Regions from separate parts of the Homo sapiens genome. Here region 1 is linked to region 2. A link is a loop called in an ENCODE intact Hi-C map of the cell type or tissue named here. Cell type or tissue: PC-3. All regions are shown on one strand. Links, peaks and the distances in the headings refer to the core of each region. The heading gives the core; the rest is flanking DNA.

Region 1 (11,373 bases), core at 1,141-9,140, 82 kb before region 2:
TTATATGAGAAAATGCAGCTTGATCCAGAATAAATACTAAATAAATGTTAGCTATAGTAACATTAGTTGAGGTATAGGGCTATAACTATTAATCATTACATTTTTTTCTCTTGACTCACTATCTCCCCTCATCTAAGTTAGGAGCAAGTTGAGAGACAAATACAGGAATCCAGCTGATGAACATCTATCTATAATCCTAAAGGTTGACTAAACTGCATTAGAGAAGCAGCTCAACCTGTGGCTACAAGCCTACCACTTTTCCTTCAGAATTAAACACTTCCATCCCCAACTGCAGGCCTGCCCTCTGCAGGAGCAAGAACATGCCAGAATAAGTGAGTCTTGACAGAGAAGCTGGCCACATGGTGGGGCCCAACTAGCCATTCCAAGGAGACGAAACACAAGCCTCAGGGTGTCGCAGGATTGCTGTGGAGAGTGACTGAACTGACACCTCTTTCCATCTCAGCAGCCAGAGGAGTCACTCTGCCTTTGGAAGGAAGGAGGGAGGGGATTCAGAGAGGTGACAAATGACGGTTCCATTTATATGTCTCCTTCCTGGTCATTGAAGAAGGGCCCCTCCCTCACAAGGAAAACACGAGGTGAGAGGGCTAAATATTCCCTCTCATTGTCTGGAAAAAGTTTAATACGAAGCATTTGCAAAGGAATATTTTGCAGCCATTCAAAATTATGTTTTTTTGAAAGAATGTTTATTTTTTGCCTCAGGCTCCCAAGTAGCTGGTATTACAGCTGCGTGCCACCATGCGCAACTAAGTTTTGTATTTCGAATAGATACGAGGTTTCGCCATGTTGGCCAGGTTGGTCTCGAACACCTGACCTCAAGTGATCCTCCTGCCTTGGCCTCCCAAAGTGCTGGGATTACAGGCATGAGCCATTGCGCCCAATGACAAAATGTCTCTTAACATTAGAAAATTGTCACAATATAATATGGAGGGATTGAAGGGACCATTGTACCATCTCTACCATATTGGCAGAGAAAAATATTGAAAGAAGTACACTAAAATGTTACAACTTGATTACCTTTTGGCAGTAGTCTTATGGATGATTATAATTTTGTATAGTTTTCTGTATTTTTGAAATCTTTCACAGTTTTTTTACTTCAATATTTAGAAATAAAGAAATATGACTAGTTAGTAGCTTCTTAAGACAATTTCAATCCCTCAAACTAACAAGGCCCTAATTTAAAAGGACTTAAAGTGCATGATTTACCCTTGGCAACAGGATTTTAGACATGTGTCTGGAAGAAGAGGTTTTTTTCCCTTCGTTTCTATATCCATATCAGTGTATTTTTACAAGCATGCATTACTTTTGAAAATAAAATATAAGCTATTAAAATTTGCATTTTAAAAAGTATTTAAAATATAAACTTTTGCATCAAGAAATGAGAGAAACAAAGCAAAGTCAAATATATATATATATACATAAAAACTTCAAAGTTAATGGCTGAGTTTAGGTATACCACAATCCACCTAGAAGATAGGTATTTATATCAGGGCTCTATTTCTGTGTGGTTCAAGGGCACCAAAAGGGCATTATAAATATTAATAAAAACTTCAAAAGCTAAACCACATTTTTATGGAGTTAGGAGCATAAACTGAAAGAATTAATTTGAGAAGGAGACGGTGGTATTTTTCTATGGTTGTTTTGTTTTGCTTTTACTGAGAAATCCAGTAGTTCCAATTCTGTCACAAAAAGGAAAATTGTATAGCTTGTTGTTTTGAAAATGGGTGATGCTTGGGCCAGGTGCGGTGGCTCACGCCTGTAATCCCAGCACTTTGGGAGGCCAAGGCAGGCAGATCACGAGGTCAGGAGTTCGAGACCAGCCTGGCCAACATAGTGAAACCCCGTCTCTACTAAAAATACAAAAAATTAGCCAGGCGTGGTGGTGGGTGCCTGTAATCCCAGCTACTCAGGAGGCTGAGGCAGGAGAATCGCCTAAATCCAGGAGGCAGAGGTTGCAGTGAGCCAAGATGGCGACATTGCACTCCAACCCGGGCAACAGTGCGAGACTGTCTCAAAAAAAAAAAAAGAAAAGAAAAGAAAAGAAAATGGCCGATGCATGATTGTGTTTCAGGCCACACACAAACATGCAGAGGTTCAAGGATATTCTTTTCAGTGCAGAATTTATATCTGAATGTCTAGTTGCTGATCTAGTCCTCAGGCCCTCCAGGAGTTGGGTCATAAATTAGGTGGCAATGTACGTTTGTACATATGTGTTTTCTAAAACCTGACCCCCATAGCTGAAGAATGTGAAGGGCAAAACGTAACTGTGTAACTGGTCTCTTGAAAATAAAAACCAAATTGAATGAACGGAATGGATGGGCATTTCTAAGATGAGGCTGCTGGATGGTGAATCCATGGGGACAATGATTAGAGGGGACAACTCAGCAATCCTATCTTCCAGCCAGACTGCATTCCCTGTATAGGCCTGAGAGCTGCTGCATTAAACTTTAATCATAACAGGGCTGTGCTCCATTTACATAGCGCCTTTCATCCCAAGAATTCGGAGGACTTTGTAGACGTTATCACATTTATCTTCACATCACCCGCTGAAAAGCATGTTGGAACAAGGGTTATCTTCCTTTCACAGGCTAGGAAACCAAGGCACGTAAACAGTTCCTCCATGTCCCCTGATGAGCCAGAGAGGTAAAGAAGAGACAGTTGCATGTTTTTGTCACTGAGAAGGAACCAGGCCAGCACACATTCAGGGTTGAACTTTGCCTTCCAATTCAAGAGGAATCCCACTGATGATTAGATAAAGCATCAGTGTCAGCAGGTAGAGTTAGCAAATGGAAAGATGTATAAGGGGCTCAGGAAAAGTCCATTGGAGAGCATGGAGAGGGGGTTTCCTTGACTACTTAGATGCCTGAAATTCTACTAACAGTTCTTCCTTTAAGTTAAGGCACTGCAATTGGAAAAGTCTAGTGTAAAGTATGAATACATCTAGAGGCATACTACATTTCATCACTTTCAGCTATAGCATTGCAATATTAATTAATTTATTATATTTGTATATAATTATATTGCTGGTTAAATCCTGAGTCTCAATGGAATGAGATACAGGACAAATAGATTTGATAGAAGAAGGAAGTATTAGGATATGTTCTAAAGGCTTAAATCATTTTCAAAAAAGCTACACACTAATTAATTTGATTAACTAACTAGAAAAATACGCCCAGACTGATTCTGATGGAAACATAAGTGATGGTCCTGATTCAAGTCCTGCTGGCCACTCACCAGCTACATGTCCTCATGCACGTCAGCATCCCAAAGCTCTCTTTCTCTCCTGTTCTGGGAGGACAATCATGCAGTATCTTGGTGAAGATTCCTTCAAGGACAAATCATGACACAAGGATTGAGAACAAGTTTGGGCAGAAATCCCAGAGAGCAATGAGAGGGAATTGGTAAGTGAGACAGAAGGGACAGGGGACAAACCAATGAAAGTGGTTGCCATGAGGTTACCATGAGGCCACTGCTGTCAATCTTTTTGAAGACCCTCTGGGAGACCTGGGAACCTACCCCAGAATTGTCCCACCGTGGGGAATAGGAAGTCAATAAATTTTCCCAGAAATTCCTACCCCTCAAAGGCTGAGGATCACTCCTGGATTGAGCACCTCTAGCTTAGCCCTCAATTTACCATCTTCTCAGGAGGCGAGGGCACCCCCTCAGGCAAAGGGACGCAGCTGTCATGCCAACTGGCCTGCACGAGACCTCCTGGAGTAGGCAAGGAGACAGAGAGGAAACCAAAGGTATTCACTGCATGTATAGCCACTTCTTATAGCTGTTGAGCTCACACAGTCACGGAGAAAAATATGAATACAATGTGCGACATAATGTCAGGCACATAACGAAGGGCCAGTAAATGGTAATTGTGGTGATGATTGTTGCTATATTTTTAAAAATCAAGGCGGGCTAGGTTTAGTGCCATAGCGAAGGAGCCAGGCACCATAGCCAGAAGCCCCTGGGTAGGTCTGGGAAGGCCTAGGGATTGAGAAAGGTGAAAATAGTACAGGTATGGGGCTGTAAAAGGCAAACTTCATGTCCTGCAGCATTCTGCCTGTGGCTGGTCCTGCGGAGCGTTGGTGGGTCAGCTTGTCCCGACCTCCAAAGAGAGCCACAGGAAAAGAAGAAGGCTAGAGGTCCTCACGACCTACCTCCCAAGATATAAGCAGACACTTTCAGTGGAAAATCCCAGCCGCTCTGTAGGACAAGAACTACGTGGCCAAAAAGGGAAGCTGCAATAAATAGTTCTGGTTTAACCTGGGATGCATCACAGCTTCTCCAAAGTTTTGCTTTGACTTTAGGCCCAATTCAACCAACATGAAACGCCCACAAATTAACTCCCAGGAAAAACATGGCTCTTTGAGAAGAGAACTGACATTTGCCAAGCAGCTGAGCCTGTCAGTCCAGGTTGCAGGGTGACTTTCTCTTGCCGCAGTGGAATATAATGGAGCGAGTGAACTGTCGGCAGGCACAGTGGCTCCCACTAGCTGAATTCATCACTATTCCCTTTGTGCAGCCTTTTGCTTTGACCACCCTCGTATATGGAATAGGACTTACAAAAGAAAACTGTTTTGTTTGGCAGGTGGGAAATCATTTCAATTGCACTATTTTTTCTGTTTACTCAAGTAAATATAAAGATGCTTTTATTTTCCACAAAGAATTGTTATCCCTATTTGAATCTATGTTGCTTCAAAAACAAACATCTTACTTTTAGTATCAGAAGCAGACCATTCTGTTCCTCAGAGAAGTGATATTCTTTAGCAGACTGGTGGGAGACTTGTAGAATATTGAAAGGATAAGACAAATTCCAGAATAAATAACAGGGAAACTTTATTTTCTGAACTCTAATAACTATGATCAGTTCCTGCAGTAGAATGGGCGTTCAATAACTGGAACATGAAGGATTGGCCTACAGGGAAAGTCCAGGGTGGTCTGGGACCTCCCTGAACCTCCAGCGGATCTCATGAGACTGTCTTAACTGTCCTCTCTCTCTCTCTCAGGCCTACAATGAGCCCTGTCTTCCCCTACATGCCCATTTCTGCTTCTAGCCAAGTGCTATGGAAGCCTCACTCCCTCTCTGGCGAGCAGGTGCTTACTGAGACCTGAACCAAATCTGAAGTTACACTGAAGGTCATGCAAAATGGCTGGATTCACTTGTGGTTTCCTTCTACCTCCCCACTATTCAAGTCCCAACTCCGCAGGGAGCCTTATCTACCTGATCTCTGAGTCACTGCCTAGCCAAATCTCTCTAGGATTCCTTCTGAGTTTGTTTTTATCCTTCCAATCCATAAAACTGATGCTAACTTATATAATAAAAGCATGTAAGTAACTATATGTTTTTATTATTGACTCACTTGTTTCCTTGTTTTTCATGTGAGTCAACATCACCATCCTTAAAACAAGTAACCTTTCACAGATGCGTATTATCATGTGTCATTCTCAAAACACAATGAGGAAGATAACATTATCTGCATTTGACAAAGAAGGAATCTGGAGCTTAGAAAGTTTAGGTAACTTGACCAAACTGTTGCAGAGCTAGTAAAGGCAGCACCAAAATGTTAAGCCCAGACTCTGCCTCCATAGCCTATGTTCTAAGCTACCACTTACTTCTACTTTGCCACATCCTATCACAATGCAGTTTCTGCATTAATTTTAATGGCAAAAACCATGATTACTTTTGCACCATCCTAATAATAAAGGCTATAATCATAGTATCTTTCATGTGTGGTGCACCACTGTCTTACGAAGCCCCTTCTACATGCATTCTCTTGTTGAATTCCAATGACAGCAATAATGATAGCGATCAGTTAGGCAAAATTCTGCATTCTCTGCTTAAAAAAGAAAACTTGAAATTCAACATTCCCTATCCACAACAACAACAACAAATAAACTATATGTACTTAGCTTCATTCTTTCTTTTCCCTCGCCCTTCAGGGTGCTTGTTTTTGCCACACGTCATGTCCACCTTTTTCCTTGTTTTGCCTCTATAGAAACTAAGTATTTTTTCCTCTAAGAAAAGTGTTCCCCTGATGGGAGTTACACACATGTATCAATGGAGGAGTAAATGTTTCACAGTTGAAACCTAGGTATAACTTCCTCATCTGCAGAATGTATAACTCAGCAGTAAGAATTTTATCCTTGCAGAAAACTGGGGCATAATCAAGGCTTTCAATGGAGGGCAGAAAAGGGAAATCACAGAAAATCAATTCCATATTTTTTAGGTGTGGAATGGAGATAAAGAAAACGTTCTCTCAACTATTTTGTGAGCAGAGAGATATGATAATTTTTTCCTCTAAAGGCCAGGACTTTTCCTCAGTTCATGGCGTGATCTTGTCGTGTCGCTCCATGGTCTCATCCTGTTTTCCCTGAGTAACCATAAGAATAGAATCGCACACTGGTAAGGAGCTCAGTGTGAACGCGATTGGCTGGATCACTATCGCAGTGCCATCACTCATTAGCAGTCTGGCTGAAGCAAGTTCTTCAATAAACTTTCTAAGTCTATTTCCTCATCTGTAAAATGGGGATAGTAAATCTACCCCCAAAGATTGTTATGGAGATTAAATAAGAATGCAAAGCACTTAAAGTGTCTGATAGAAAGTCCTTAGCAAACTGAAGCTACTGATATATATATCCTATTCTTTCTTTAAAAATCATTTTAAAGACCTCTTTTGCACAAAAGATTTAAGTATCCTGCAATAGAATGATGACAAACACCAATATAGTAAGTTGCAGTAGTAAAGGTAAATAATACTGCATGACACGATAAAAGACCCCTAGATCTCAATGGCTTAGCCCAATCAAGTTCTGTTTTTCACAAATGCCAAGTCCAAGGTGGGTGTTCCTGGCTAGCCACTACTAGGGTCTGAATGTGTCCCCCAAAAGTCATATGCTGAAATTTAATTGCCCACGGGATAGCATGAAGAGGTGGGCCCTTTAAGAGGTGATTAAGGCCAGTTATGGTGGCTCACACCTATAATCCCAACACTTTGGGATGCCAAGGCAGGAGGATCACTTGAGGCCAGAAGTTCAAGACCAACCTGGCCAACATGGTGAAACTCTGTTTCTACTAAAAATACAAAAATTAGCCAGGCGTAGTGGTGGGCACCTGTAATCCCAGCTACTCAGGAGGCTAAGGCAGGAGGATTGCATGAACCCAGGAGGCAGAGTTTGCAGTGAGCCAAGATCATACCACTGCACTCTAGCCTGAGTGACAGAGTAAGAGACTCTGTCTCAAGAAAAAAAAAAACAGAAACGTGATTAAGTCATGAGGGCAGGGCTTCATGGATGGGATTAGGGCCCTTTTAAAGGGCTTGAGGGAGTGGGTTCATTCCCTTTCCCTTTCATCTCTTCTGTCAAGTGAGGACATAGTATTCTATCCCTTCTTAAGATGCAGCAACAAGGCAGCTGACAGCAGCCCTCACCAGATACTGATCCTGCCAGCACCTTGATCTTGGACTTCCCAACCTCCAGAACTGTAAGAAATAAATTTCTCTTCCTTGTAAATTATCCAGGCTGTGGTATTTTGTTATAGCAGCACAAATGGACTAAGACAAACCAATCCTGGGTGGCCCTTCTCCAAGTGGTAACACAGGGACCCAGGCTTCCACTGGCAAGGGCTTCCTTCATCTTTCTTGTGTCTTGCAGTCCTTGGTTTCTGGGCATTCAGGGGAGGAAAGAGGGAAGATAGAAGTCAGTGTGGAGTGTTATATGGCCACACTCTGGTGTCCAGCCCTCAGTTGCTTGCCCCCACTTAGGCACAGAGAGCTGGGAAATTCTGCTCAGCTGTGTGCCCAGAGAAAAGAACAAGATACCGATGAACATTCCTGAAAGGAATGGGCAGGGGAGTCATTTCACTTTTAATTTTGGTACAAGTAACTTATTTTTTGGAGGTATGGGCCAAAAAAAGAGACCATATTGGTCATTTGTATATTAAAACATTTAAACAAGACTAGGGTGACATGAGGCAAAATTGTGAAGAGACTAGAAGTTGGATTTTACTGTTCCCCTCACTTCTCGCTCCTCTGCTTCTTCTTTTTATTCAGTGACTTTTGGTCTTCCAGCCTGCCAGACCCCCAGCACAGGCCCCCCAAGCAAGCCAGCCAGTCTCATAGAACTGCTTCATATTTAAGACAATGATGTCCATTAAAATATGTCTTATTTCCTCAGAGCCATATTGTCTGATAGGTGACAGCTTATTAATCTGATAAAGTAATTCATGCAGCTAGAATAATGATTATTGTGGGAATTGTGTTACTAGGCCCACATAACCTGTATTTTTAATAAATTCCTTCTAGAGACAATGCCTTATTCCAAATAAATTGCTCTAATGGTCAGAATTGCTCAAATAGTTAGAATCTCCCTTTGCGACCAGTTCAAAGAAGACTATATGCATGGTCAGCTCTGACAGAAAGATTGAACATCTTCACTTTGTTTCCTTTTCCTTAACATTTGTTTTAATTGGGGGGATGAATATATATCTGTAAAACATTTTGACATTAGGTTGAATCACTTAGTCAAAAAGGATCCTTAGAAAAGCACTACATATTTAGGAAAGAATTTTATGTAGCTACACAAGACTGCTGATATTATTTGCTTTCCTTCCTAAATATGGAAATCCAGTTCATGCAATGAGCAATAAAATGCAATGACTCCATAGGGGTCACAGTAATCATGTTAATTGTGTTCATGAATTAAAATCCCTCATTGACTATTGATTGAGAGAAGAATTACATTAGGTCCACTTCTTCCTGAAGCCAGAATATCATAGTTTTGGAGGGTTTTGTTCTGTTTTTTGATTTATGAAAAAGCAAAAATTTTTGCGGTGGGCGTCAAGGAAGTAACCCAGACCCCTTTAGTGTGAGTTTTCTCAAGAGTAGTTTCATAAAGGAGCAATTTCCAGCTTCTGCGCTTTGAGGGTGAGGAATAAAGCTGCCCTTTCTGATGTCATAAGGTGGGAGATGGACCTCTGTGGTGTGCTCCTCCAGGTATGAGAGCCAGCCTAGAGGAGCCTCTATTCCTTTTAGAAATAAATAAATAAAAGCACAGCCCTGCAGTGGGTTGGTTATAAACAAAACCTCCCCCACGGGAGCATCTAAGGACCCCAACTCCCAGAACTGCCCCCGAGGTCAGAATTTACAGGTAGTGCCCTTTTCCTTCCTTGATGCTTCCTGAACCCTACTAGTCTGTTGAGTTTTTTTTGGATCTCCAGTGACTTAGGGATAACCACTCCCATTTCAGAGATTGGGAAGCTGGGATGCAGAGAAATAAACCACTTTCCTGATATGATATATGCAATGCTTTCTCATTGGGACCTAGTCCTCTGCCCCTCTCCCAAACCAGACTTTTCCTCCTAGCACCCTTATTTGAGGTGTTCTCACCAGGCAGCAAAGGGAACATTAATTCCCATAATATTATAGACACTGCCGATCATCTGAGTTCAAATCTGGCCTGGCCCTACCCTAGCCCTGTGACTTTGCCAAATCCCCTGTGGTCCCTGGGCCTTGATCTCCTCCTCTCAGGATGGGGATGACAGGAACTGCACAGGTTAATTGTGAAGATCATGTGAGCTGACATGTGGGAAATGCCCAGCACCTGGAAAACACCAGCACACAGAACCATTAACAACTGATGATGATACTATTAATATATACTTTTAAAAGTTTATTGGGGCCTGGAACAATGGTTCATGCCTATAATCCCAGCACTTTGGGAGGCCAAGGCAGGTGGATCACTTGAGGTCAGGAGTTCGAGACCAGCCTGGCCAACATGGCAAAATCCTATCTCTACTAAAAATACAAAATTAACCAGGCATGGTGGCGCCCCCCCTGTAATTCCAGCTACTTAGGAGGCTGTGGCACAAGAATCGCTTGAACCCGGGAGGACCCGGGAGGTGGAGGTTGCAGTGAGCCAAGATTGTGCCACTGCACTCCAGCCTGGGTGACAGAGTGAGACTCTCTGTGTCAAAAAAAAAAAAAAGTTTATTGGACCCCATTCTAGATACAGTGCCCTGAGATGAAGGCTAGGATACAACAAATAGGATAGGCCTCTGCCCTCAATGGACTTGAAAATTTAATTAGAAAGATAGCCTATATGAAATACAGTTATCCCTCAGTATCTGAGGGGGACTGGTTTCAGGACACTACGCCTCCATAACAAAATCCGCAGATGCTCAAGTCCCTTATATAAAATGGAGTAGTAGAGTTGGCCTTTTGTGCCTGCAGGTTCAACCAACCACAGATCAAAAATAGTATTTTCCGCAGATGCAGAACCCTTGCATAAAGAGGGCCGACTATAATAAAACAGAGGATTTCTTTGAGCTGGAGCTGCAAAGAAAAAAATAAAAGAAGAAGAAGACAAGAGTATCTTTTCAGAGCCAAATGAATGTAATATAAAATTAGTATAATCAGAAACAAGACTAAGCAGTAATCGGAGGAAGTGTCAGGGTAACTGAGCTGGCTCTGGAAGAGAGTTTGGGAGAGACACCAGAAGAGAGAGATGAGAAAGCACTTCACCCACGCGAGGGGAAGCAGTTTGAGCAGCAACAGTAGACTCAATATTTAACAAAACATCCGAAGCTAACCCAAATGACCAATTCTGATGGTGGAGTTCAGACTCAATAAGTCACTCAGATAGCACTTTCAGAATCACTTCCTGATGCCCTGCAAGTTATGTTTTGCAAAGGCCTAGCCCACCTACCTCTGGGTCAAGCCCTGCCACATAAGATCAGTGAGTGTCACAAGGAATATTTTGGAGAGAGGTGACCTAATGGGTCAAATGACTTGATTTGCTCTTCAGAGAACCTACATTGTCCAGGTAAATGTGGATGGTTGTCTCACTAGGGTAACTACCCACATTTGCTCTTGCTTCCTTTCATAGGTGTTGGCAAGACAAATTAGAATCCTCTATGATGATACTTTCCATCCTTCTCTTCTGAAGGCTATGACCGACTCTCATCATTCAGCAGCGATTTCCAGTGGGAGAGTTGGCCCCTGTGTGTGCCCACACACATGCATGCACTTTTGGATGCAGAAGAGATCTTGAGCAAGTGGTGCTCCTTAGACTTTGAATGGAAATACGTATCTCCAGGACAGGGTCAGTAAGTCTAGGACAAGGCCCGAGGTTCTGTGTTTCTTATTTTTTTTTTTTTTGAGATGGAGTCTTGCTCTGTCCCCCAGGCTAGAGTGCAGTGGCCCCATCTTGGCTCACTGCAAGCTCTGCCTCCCAGGTTCAAGTGATTCTCCTGACTCGGTCTCCCAAGTAGTTGGGACTACAGGCGCGTGCCACCACGCCCGGCTAATTTTTTATATTTTCAGTAGAGATGGGGTTTCACCATATTAACCAGGATGGTCTCGATCG
Region 2 (11,373 bases), core at 1,777-9,776:
TAAGGTGAGATATCTGTTCGCATGGCATCCACTCCATTTTTGGAATCTTTTCTCTTGCTTTCCACCTAGGATGACTTTTTGCCATCCTTTTGCCTATTCAAGTCTTAACAGCCCTTCAGAAACAGCTTAAATATGGCCTCCTCCAGGAAGCCTTCCTAAATGCTCTCCCTTTGAGTTTTTGTGCCATTTTCATATTGAGTCTCTTTTGCTTTAACCTTGAATACTAAGGTCTCTTTTGGATTCGTTTGTGTTCACAAGAGCACCTAGGAACTTGTCACAGTAATATGAGTGTCCAACACATTCTTGTAGTTTTTATGAACTCAAAAAAGGCGGTGGGTGGGTAAGACTGATCCCATATTTGAAATATTTGGGGTGGAGATTCCCTCACCTTCCTTCAAAATCACTTTATTTCCCCTCAGCTAACATAGAATTCCCTCAGGAGACCCGCTGACCCAGAGGAACATGTGCCCCTCTTTTCGCCATGATATTAGTGCATTGAAAGTAGAGGTATAACTTCAGGGTGGCTCTGAAAACATTAACTAAGACAATAATAAATTAACACAATAGTCAACTAATAGCACCGTGATGCTTTCATGTATGAATTGGAATGTGAGCACTGAGATTTTCATTTCATGGTTGAAAAATACATGAGTTGACCCAAATACTAATTTCTGCATTTCCATCATTTACATATCATGGGTCAGTAATCATTTCTTGCCTAAATGGCTTTCCAAATGAAAAGCTATAATATTGTAATGGTTTATCATATTTACAAACATCGCATTGTGCTACCCACTTGGTACTCTGGATTTGCAAACAAGCAGACCCCATTCTCTGGAAAGGCAGGAGCGGTGCCGGAGAAGAGTGAGAAAGTTCCCCAAGGAGAGAGCCATTTGTTTCTTCCTCCCTAAGGTTCATGAGTCTAGGAACCTCTATTCCACGGAGACATCTTCCAGCCACCTCATTTCTCCTGCATGCCATTTGGTCAGCAGGGGCTAGGGATGGACGCTGCCTGTGTTATGGTGATCATTCTCTGCTCTGGGGCCGAAAACTCTGGTTACTTTGAAAATATCTCCTTGCAAGGCTAGACCTGCTGAGAGAGCGGATGTGATATTTGGGAAGGATAATGCAACCTGATTTTTTTTTATTATAGTTCAGAACAACATCAAGTGAAATGTCTAAGGTGATTTTATTCCTCATTTTAATGCTATGATAATACAAATCAGAACATGACTTTACCAGTCTTTCATTGAAGCCCCATGCTTGTTGCTCGACTTCTTCACAGTGTCCATAGTCATCTGTTACTTTAGGGGTCTCACTCTTGTCGTTGGGTACTACATGTTTTAGAAATCTGTGTTTTTTAAAAATAATAGAGTTGGCCGGGTGCGGTGGCTCACGCCTGTAATCCCAGCACTTTGGGAGGCCGAGATGGGTGGGTCACCTGGTCGGAAGTTCGACACCAACCTGACCAACATGGTGAAACCCTGTCTCTACTAAAAATAGAAAAAATTAGCCAAGTGTGGTGGCACATGCCTGTAATCCCAGCTACTTGGGAGGCCGAGGCAGGAGAATTGCTTGAACCCGGGAGGTGGAGGTTGTGGTGAGCCGAGATCGCGCCATTGCACTCCAGCCTGGGCAACAAGAGCAAAAACTCCGTCTAAAAAAATAAATAAATAATAATAATAATAATAATAGAGTTAGAGCCATAGAGTAATGGGGATCTGATATAACAATTACACCCTGCCCCAGCAGGCTTAGTTTACACATCTGCCTTGCTCCTTAATTATAACTTGGGGTTGAATGTCAGTTGCAAGCATTTGTAGGGACGGTCACCCTTCTGCATTCACACATGAACACACTCATCCCGAGGTGTTCTCTGAACAACACCCCCTTGGTTGGGCTTCTGTTACTCCTACTTTGGCTCAAATACACAAAAGGAAGCTAAAGAAGAAGTGTTGAGGTCCTTTATTAGGCTCTCCTGTGAATCTGGTTTCAGGACTAGAAAGCAATGCAGCAGTGCGTGATTTATGTAATCCCTCCCACTGCTGCTTTTCCTGATTTTTAGGGTGATGTACAAGGAGTGAGTTAGCTAATAGTTGACTGGTCACATTTCACATCATTGCCTGTGCATCCTAGGATGGAGGGCATAAAAACAGTAACACAGGCTGGAGAGGTGGTGGGGAGGGATTTAGCTGTTAATGGAAATTTCTCCTTCAGACCCTCTGAAAAAAAATGTTACCTTTTTGAGGATGGCTCTCTATTTTTTTCTCCCTAGCCCCTATGTTTTAAAAAAGCTAAGGCTGTGTGTGTGTGTGTGTGTGTGTGTGTGTGTGTGTGTGTGTGTTTTGAAGGGAGCAGGCACAAAAGGGAGGGGAGTGGAAAGTGATTATTATCATCCCAACGTCTTTCTTTAGCAGGCTGCAGCTCTGTTTATGAAATGCCACAGCAAAAGTGAGCTCACGCCTGTGTGCTTCTATCTCACAAGCATTCTGGGTGCCAGATGGGCACTTTGTGACTGTCTGAGCGTGGATTATTTCATTTCTTACATCTGGGACTCCAAACGGCAGCTCAGAAGGCCACAGGAGAGAGGCGCTGCTTTTCAGCTGGGGGAACCCTACCTTCACGAGGGAGCCTAGTGGCACAGTGGTGACAAGGCCAGGAGTTTCCACAGAGAGCGAAATCTGAAAGTTCACGCACATCCAGGCCGTAGGAAACCTTTAGAACTCAGGACAAGATAGAAATTAACAATGACCCATAAGTTATATTAACTGTAGTTTTTGTTGTTGTTGCTGTTAAAGGACAAAGAAAAGAACAAATGCGAACAAACCGTAAGCACTGGCCTTGGAAGATGTTTTCAGAATAATGCTCTGTATTTCAGTTTTGAAATTCTATTGTGGCTTCTTAGTCAAACACCTATAGATAATTACTAGTGGTACAGATAAGTCAACCAAAATGGTCTCCAGCATGTTGACTATACCACAGCCTCTTGGCGTCTTAATCACTTTATTTCAATGAATGGGATAAGGTGTACTGGTGTGAAATTGTAGCAAGGACATTTACTTTTCGCAAGTACTATACCAAAATTGAGTGTACCTAGAGGCAGCACACAATGCCATTCAGATGAAACCAATGGACAGACCAGCAATTCAAAAAGGAGGTTCTTTCTGCTTTTAGGTTTATTGTTGAAAAACCTTACCATCACTGCCATTTCTTCCCCCTCACAAATACTTATCTAAATCACTCCACTTGTCCTGCAGGGGAAACAAATTTTACAAGAATATGTGGCTTAATGTTAAAAAAAAAAAATCTGACAGTTGACTTAACTGTTTTGCATAAGATATTTACAAACCACAGCAGATTAGGGGGGGTTTATGCATTTTCATATCCTGCTTGGTTTAAAGCAGCAATTTTCTGCAAGGACAACAGAGAAAAAAAAACATGCTTTACGCTGCTTATATTAATTACATTTTTTCATTACCCGTCATGTTTTCTGGAGGCTTGTGTATTATTACTGCAAAATGTAATGAAATAGAAAAGGAAGAAAGAATGGACTTCTGGGAAATTTTCCAATTCTTGAAATGCAATGTTAATTGAGAGCTATTTTTAGGGCTGCACAGATAGTGCAGGACCCAGTGCCATCAGTACAAACGGGTCCAGCCCAGGTGCAGCCTCCCCAGTGACAGCCCCAGGTCTTTGCCACTGGAGAGCTGGAAAACCTCAGTCTTCCTTGATGCCAAGTCTACTGAAGGGCACAGAAGGATTTCTGCAGATGATCTCCCAACAGAGGTAAGAGAAGAAAAACGAGGGGAGATGAACATAGAGCCCTTCTGAAACCAGGCCACTGTGATGATTGGTAGCAGTTCCCAGCCTGTCTTCAACTGCCACCCCTTGGACCCAGAATGAAGGAAAACTATTCAGTACTTAGGAAACATTATATATTCATATGGTGAGGCATGATGAAATGGTTTCCAAGGCCCTTCAAATGAAGAATTCAAAAAAGTGCCCACAGGGTGGTGACAAACAGGATCCTTTTTAAGGAACCATCTTCCCCAGCTAGAAAATGACAAGTTTGTAGTCTTAAGTATGTCCTACCAAGGATTTGAGAGAAATTTTTAAAGAACTAGGAACTTTATCGATTGGAGAAATATACTTCCTTTTATTACCAAACCAAACAGACCATAGAACTAATTTCCCACTGATTCGTCTGGATAGGTGACCTTCTAATCCAATGACTCACTTCTCTATTATTACTGTGCCCAAGAATTCCATTTCCTGATGTAGCGTTAGAACCAGCCCTGCAACGATGGAACAGACACACAGCAAACATGTTTACAGGGGCAAGTTTTCTTTCAAAGAAATTATCAGAATGGCTTCAAGGAATTCAGAAACTCTGGGCTCATTTGAAAACTCCCCATCTCAACACACCCTAAAAGCACTTTATGCTCTCTGAATGTCCTAGCCACTCATAAACATTAATCTCTTGCAAATGCATTCTTTTTAAAAAGATTTAAACAACTACTAACCTCCCACTCCCCCATATTACTATAACTTATTGTTTCTTACACTTTTACAAAGTAAACATAAATGCCCATAAAAGTCATCAAGCCAAAACTTGCTTTAGGCTAGGAGACTCAGAAATCCATTTCACCCACTTGTGAATAAACAGAAAGAACAAAGGGGAAGCACTTTCCACTCAATGGTCTCCGAACTATGAGGCGGGTAGCTTGCATATCCCAGCTTCTCTGGGGCCATCCTTCCAGGGTAGTGCCACGGGCTTGCTCAGAAGTCAGCATATTGTGACTACTGTACTGCAATGTTGTCATCAGATGTAGGTTGGCTGTCTGCCCTGAGACTATTGCTTTAGTCCTGACTGACACATTCTTTGAGGCAAAGTGTGTAATAGAGAAATTCCAACATTCTAAGAGTTTCTTCCAGTAGCAAAGTCAATTATGAGAGTAATTGGTAAAATCAGTGGTACTTGGAGTGAGAAGGCAAAATGAAAATGGTGCATGAGAACCAAAAGTTTATAGTTGGGTACAGAGACATATGAAAGTATCCATTTTCCCCGCTGCCTGGATTTAAATTGAGTAGATTAACCCAGATTGTTTCTGTCTAGCCTGGCCCACAGTCAGTAGCCTTTAAGGCTAAACTAACCAGCTGGTGAATATTTCTGGCTTACATCTCTTGCTCATCACTGTGATGACCACAAGCCATCTTCTAGGTACCCCCTGGTTTGCTCCAAGCCGTGCCTCTTCTTGCTCACCTGCTGCTCCAGATTTTGCCTCTTTGGACTTCTGTGGTTGTGTTAATTGATGGAGAAGCTAATTTGCATATCCTTAATATGTGGAACACGACCCTGAAAAATGTAGTTCATTCTGATTTCTGGCTGAGACGGTCTTTCCGACAAGCACCCAACCTCACCTTTATTCTGATCTGCATCTGCCTGCTGGCAAACAGTTTTCTTTGATTACAATCTACTCTGCTATCATCACCAGGACAGACTGAAATGCTTAAATAGCCAACATACTAAAATGGGCTGTTTAATACAATAAAACATATATACAGATGATCCTAGACTTATGATGGGACTACTTCCCAATACAACTCATTGTGGGTCTAAAATGCATTTGCTGTCTCAATAAACCCACTGTAAAGGCAAAAAATTGTGAACTGAACCACCATAATTTGGGGACTGTCTATATATTGTGTATACACAAGTTGAGTATCCCTTATCTGAAATGTGTGGGACTAGAAGTATTTCAGATCTCAAATTTTTTCAAATTTTGGAATATCTGCATATACATAATGATCTATTTTGGGGATGGGACCCAAATCTAAACATGAAATTCATTTATGTTTCATACACATCTTCTGCACATAGCCTGAAGATAACTTTATTTTTCTCTTGGGGTTACTGAATAAACTGCGTGTTGTGCACTTGCATTTTGACTACAATCCACCACCTAAACCCGGGTGTAGGGTTTTCCACATGTGGTGTCATGTCAGTGCTCAAAAATTTCAAATTTGGGGCTGGGTACACTGTCTAATGCCTGTAATCCCAGAACTTTGTGAGGCAGAAGCAGAAAGATAGCCCGAGCCCAGGAGTTTGAGATCAGTTTGGGCAATATACTGAAACCCCCATCTCCACAAAAACTCAACTAAAATAAAAATTAGTCAGACATTTTTGGCGTGCACATGTAGTCTCTGCTACTTGGAAGGCTGAGGTGTGGAGGTGGCTTGAGCCCAGGAAATCCAGGCTGCAGTGAGCCGTGACTGTGCCACTGCACTCTGCCTGGGCAACAAAGCAAAACTCGATCTCAAAAAACAAAAAAAAGTTTTAGATTTTTGGAGTATTTCAGATTTTGAATAAGAGTTTATAGGCTGGGCATGGTGGTACACCTGTAATCCCAGCTACTAGGGAGGTTAAGATGGAAGGATCACTTGAGCCCAGGAGTTCAGACTGGGCACCGTAGCAAGACACAGTCTCTTAAAAAATATTGAATAAGGACTTACAATAAAATGCCACAGTCTCCTACCTGTTTCCTCCCCATGCCCAGCCCCTCTCCCACAGTTAATCATTTTTAAGAATTTTTGTTTATCTGTTTTGTGATTTTCTGGCACTTACCTTTTTAACTCTAACAGGGTTATATCACTATTTCTCTTTCTACCAACTTTAAACAATCACTATTCACTCCCTGCTCTGAATAATATTTAATTACCTTACATTTCCTCCTTCCTCTTTATCTATTTTCCTCTTCCCAATTGCTAAGACTTATAGCTTAGGCTGTCTTACCGGTTACATTTGTAATGTCAAATAATATATCCAATGCCTTTTTCCTGTTTCAGCACATTTATATACGTTAGATAAGAATATTGTTATCCTTATCTTTCACTCTTCCTCCATGCCCCCGTTTCACATCCCAGTATCTGTCAACCCTGTTTATACATGTACATTGTCAAAATGGATAGCATTTATGGTCTTTTCTGTAATCCTAATTAAGCCTTCTGTGGATCTGTCTAAAGATTAATGCTAAAAATAATATATAAGCCTAAAAATAGAGGTTATATGATTACATAAATATTTTCACTCATAGACCAATCTCCTGCCTGATACATCCACCCAGGTGTCTCCTAAATGCTGCTCCCATCTAGACAGTGTGCTCTTCAGCTGCTGCCCAGCTGTCATCCAGAAACTTCTCTCTCTGCCCTTCTAAGTTAGACCGACTCTTCCTGATATCCCTTGCCTTCCTCTTTCATGGTGTTTCTCTTTTGCTGGAGTTCATCCTCAATTAATTTTTTTCAGAATTATAAACTATAATTTATGCCATGTTTGATGTGCTTTTTCCTCTTTACTTGACTAGTGGTTTGGCTGGGAATAGAGTTCTATGGTCAAAATTATTTTCCCTCAGAACTTTGAAGGCATTATTCCATTGTCTTCTAGCATCCAATGTTGCTAATAAGAAGTCAAAAGCTATTCTGATTCTGATTCCCTAGGAGGTTACCTTTTTTTTTTTTCTTTTTTTTTCGGAGTTTTGCTCTTCTTGCCCAGGCTGGAGTGTTATGGCACGATCTTGGCTCACCACAACCTCTGCCTCACGGGTTCAAGTGATTCTCCTGTCTCAGCCTCCTGAGTAGCTGGGATTACAGGCACAAGCCACCATGCCCTGCTAATTTTGTATTTTTAGTAAAGATGGGTTTAGGAGGTAACCATTTTTTTCCTCTATAGGATCTTTTAGAAGTTTCTGTTTTTCCTTAGTGCTCCCAGTTTCATAGGTATGTGCCTAAGTATGGATAAAACCTGGTTTTAAGGAATTTTAACAAAAAGACCCACTTCTTTCTGTCTTCCCTGTTAGGAGTTAGAAAATAAAAGCCATATTTTAGTTTCTGAAACTCACATCGATATTAGGGAAGTAATAAATCATAAATGCATGTAAACATAATATTCTCTTATCTGACAAATTAAATTTAGAGTGTGGAGTTCAAGTATTTATAACCAAGTTAATAAACACATCCTCTTGGGGCCATGCCAAAGTCACTAATTTTATAGTTTTAAAAAAAGCCTTCAAAGGCTATAAAAGTAGAGGTTACCCTTTCCTTATTTATGAGGTAGAAAAAAGAGGCTATATCAGGAGCAAAGAGAATGCCTTCATTTTTTAATATTTTCTTAGATTTACCAAAAACTCAAAAATATTTGACCATATTTTAAGAGACTGATTAATATTACCAAGAAAGTTTAAAGATGAAAGTGTGTAAGGAAGTGTTTCCATGGATAGGTTTTGCATGAGTGCTTTGTCATATAGCAAATGACCCTGGGTTTTAGAACATCAGACCAAGAGAGCAATTTTGGCTCTGCCGTTTTTAGTGAAAAGAAATAAACAAATTACTTAAACTCAATAAAGGTTAGTTTCCTTCCTCACCTACCCCTAACTCTATTGGCTCAACACTGAGGCTTGGAGAGTTATAAATGTTCTGTATCCAGTGTACCATGATGAGATACAAAGGATGCATTTCTAAATGTAACAGGATGTTAAATTGGAAGTTTTGACTGATGTACCAAGATACAATTGATGCTGAATTCCAAAGGAAGTGCTAGACCATATGCAGAATTTCCAAAAAGAGAAACAGAGAAGAACCAGTTGCATAATCCTTGAAATCTGTCACTCACAATGAAGATATAAAAGGGCCCAGAAAGAGAAAATTAAGGAAGCATTTTGTGAGAAGAATTTTAGAAAACAGTGTTTGAGATTCTGGGACTCCCACCCTCCTGAGGAAAGTCAGGGGAGTTTTTGGGACCTTAATGTGTAACTCCTGCAGTTAGAAAACAAGTCATCAGTGTCTAAATTATATCTGAAGAGTTAAAATGGCCCTTGGAAGCAAGGTAATAAACTACATTCAGAAAGTAACTACTCACCAAGGTTAGTGTAAGCTAAGAGCAGAAGAAGAAATAGAAGCCTCAAGATCATTTTTAAGGGCTCTAAGATGGTAGCTTGATAGACCAAGGAAATACATGAGAATTGTCTTCTAATTAAAACACAACTATCTTGAGCTATCCCCCATTTATTCGCACAATTCCCTTTTTAAGTACGTATTTCTATACTGCCCAGAGTAACTTCGTGATTCTACATTCACAAGACATCTGCAACAGTTCTAAGTTATAAGCTAATTAAAAATAGTAGCTGTTATGGACTGAATTGTGTCTTTCTAAAATTCATATGTTAAAATCTAACCCCCAGTATAACTATATTTGGAGATAGGGCTTTTAGGATTTAATTAAGGTTAAATGAGGTCATCCTAAGGCAGAGGAAGTCTTAATCTTACAGGGTTGGTGGCCTTATGAGAAGAAGAGAGAAAGATCTCTCTGCCATGAGAGGACACAGGAAGAAAGTGGCCATCTGCAAGCTGAGAAGAGAGCCCTCACCAGAACCTAACTATGTTGGCACCCTGATTTCACAGTTTCAGCCTCCAGAACTGTGAGAAAATAAATTTCTGTTGTTTAGGCCACTCAGTCTATGGTATTTTGTTATAAGCGCAAGCTGACTAATAGAGTAGCTAATGTTCATTGAGGACCTTCTACATGCCAGACCCCATTCTAATTGCTTTATACCTATTAACTCACAACAGCCCAAAGAAGTGGGTATCATGGCTCCCATCTCTGTTTTGCAGATGATGAAACTGAGGCACACAGAGGGTAACTTGCCCACAGATTCATAGGTAGGAAGTGGCAGAGTTGGGGTTCAACCCAGATGGTCCAGCTCTAAAGCCTGAGCTCTTAGCCATTATGACATCTGCTCTCTAAAGGCTTGGTCAGAACAGTTCCAGAGAAATAAGTCCTCTGTCTTCTATTTTCAGCAAATATGGCCATTTTTACTATTTCACCTAGTTTTTCAAACCTTCAGAAGAGTTTGTGCTGACTTGGAGAGCCCCTGCAAAAGAAATAAAAAGCGAATTTTAAAACTCAGTATTACTTTTCAAAATTAAGGTTGAGTAGGAATGGAACAAAGGAGGAAATAAACAAGTAAATACGGTAGTTGTTGTCCAAAACTGGCCATTCATCAAGATGTGTCAACAACACCGAACTTAAGTTTGATGAGTTCAATATTTTTAAGACTAGCAGAACTTCCTGTGACCTGTATAATTGAGCAGAACTTCTTGGTTAAGATGGGCCTGGGGCTGAACCTCAGCTCTCAAGGCTAAATTTCTTCATTCCATAGTTCTTCCAGGTCACTGTCAAAATCACTGGTAATTTTACACTGCAGTGATCTGTGCCTTTTCCTGGCCTGAGGATAAATAGAAAACTTAACAGTTCTGAGAGCTGTTGACACCATGTACTCAGAAACACAATCAGAAAATGTGAAAGGAAACCCTTGAAGGACATGAATGAAGGATGTGGACATTTGCACATGGAAACTCCCCACATGTCACTAGCTTTGCTTCCCAGCTCTGTAGCCATAAAAATGAGCAGGTCAGAGAGGGTGCAAGGATGCATGTTGAGGCTTTCACAGAATGCAATGCAAGACAGGCACTCCTGGCAAAGCTCTGAATGACCATTCTCTGGTAACCACGGAAGTCTAAGATGCTCTAGAAAGAAGTTACTGTGATACTGAGAGGACTGGGGAAAATCCAGCTCCTCCCCAACCACTATCAAATGTAGTTGTTTGCTCTACTGTTTGACAAACACACCTTGGTGCAATTTTTTTAAAAAGTCGTTTTCTCTTTTAGGCATGTAGCCTAGCCAATCTAAGTTCACACACTTAAAGAAAAACTAAGGAAGTGGAGGTGCTTTTTCTGAACCCTACAATTGGGCCCTTGATCTGATAACAGGACAGATTATTTGAACTGAGGTCAGTTAGAGTGCCTTATGATCTCTGTCCATATGAGCAATAAGGAAAAGTCAGTAAAGGCAATGGGAGATAGAAAGCGAGATATGAACCTTTACTTTCAAACATGCACTACGCAGACACACAGATCTTAGATCTTAATACCTCTCCAGCCCTGGATCCCACTCGAGTACCCTGAGCAATACCCCCCAGAGTCTTTTCCTCTTTAAGCACAATGAAAGATGTTGTTTTTTGTTTCTCCTCTGACAAATACAAGAGTCTCATAATGTTTCCCTTCTTATTTGCCAGGGATAGATGTACACAGCTTCACTCTGCATTTAATTACTATTTGCTCAATATAAATGACATTCTTTCCTTTATTCAGTCACTTACTCACTCAATATATAAATACCAAGCACCGATCTAGGTCCAAGAGATTCACAGATAATTAAGCTATTGTTCTAGTCCACGGAAAAATGAGGGTTGTATAATGTGTTATACATGAAGGTAATAACAGAAGTATGCACGTGATGTAGTGACTGCTGAGAGGACAGGG

The links. Hi-C counts contacts between places; a loop is a spot of excess contacts. Peaks named below come from ENCODE experiments on the same cell type or tissue, not always from the same donor. Only the 100,000 strongest peaks of a DNase experiment are listed, where the experiment ranks them.
Region 1: it touches region 2 in a loop (2.2-fold over the local background); 2 of 110 quality-filtered maps call a loop at or near these places.

The regions. Positions count from the first base shown.
Region 1 is chr1:87,467,398-87,478,770 of GRCh38, reverse strand. No RefSeq gene overlaps it. Among named protein-coding and RNA genes, the nearest start is that of LINC01364, 100 kb to the right of the region's middle. In PC-3, for the core only: no CTCF peak of the experiment used is centred there; a DNase peak (open chromatin) is centred at 5,270; H3K27ac peaks cover 924 bases.
Region 2 is chr1:87,385,870-87,397,242 of GRCh38, reverse strand. It overlaps LOC105378833 (a long non-coding RNA gene), which reads right to left and starts at 6,048. Exons shown (of 4, transcript XR_001738133.2): 1 at 2,619-6,048; 2 at 797-1,093. In PC-3, for the core only: no CTCF peak of the experiment used is centred there; DNase peaks (open chromatin) are centred at 4,262 and 4,812; H3K4me3 peaks cover 893 bases; H3K27ac peaks cover 1,791 bases.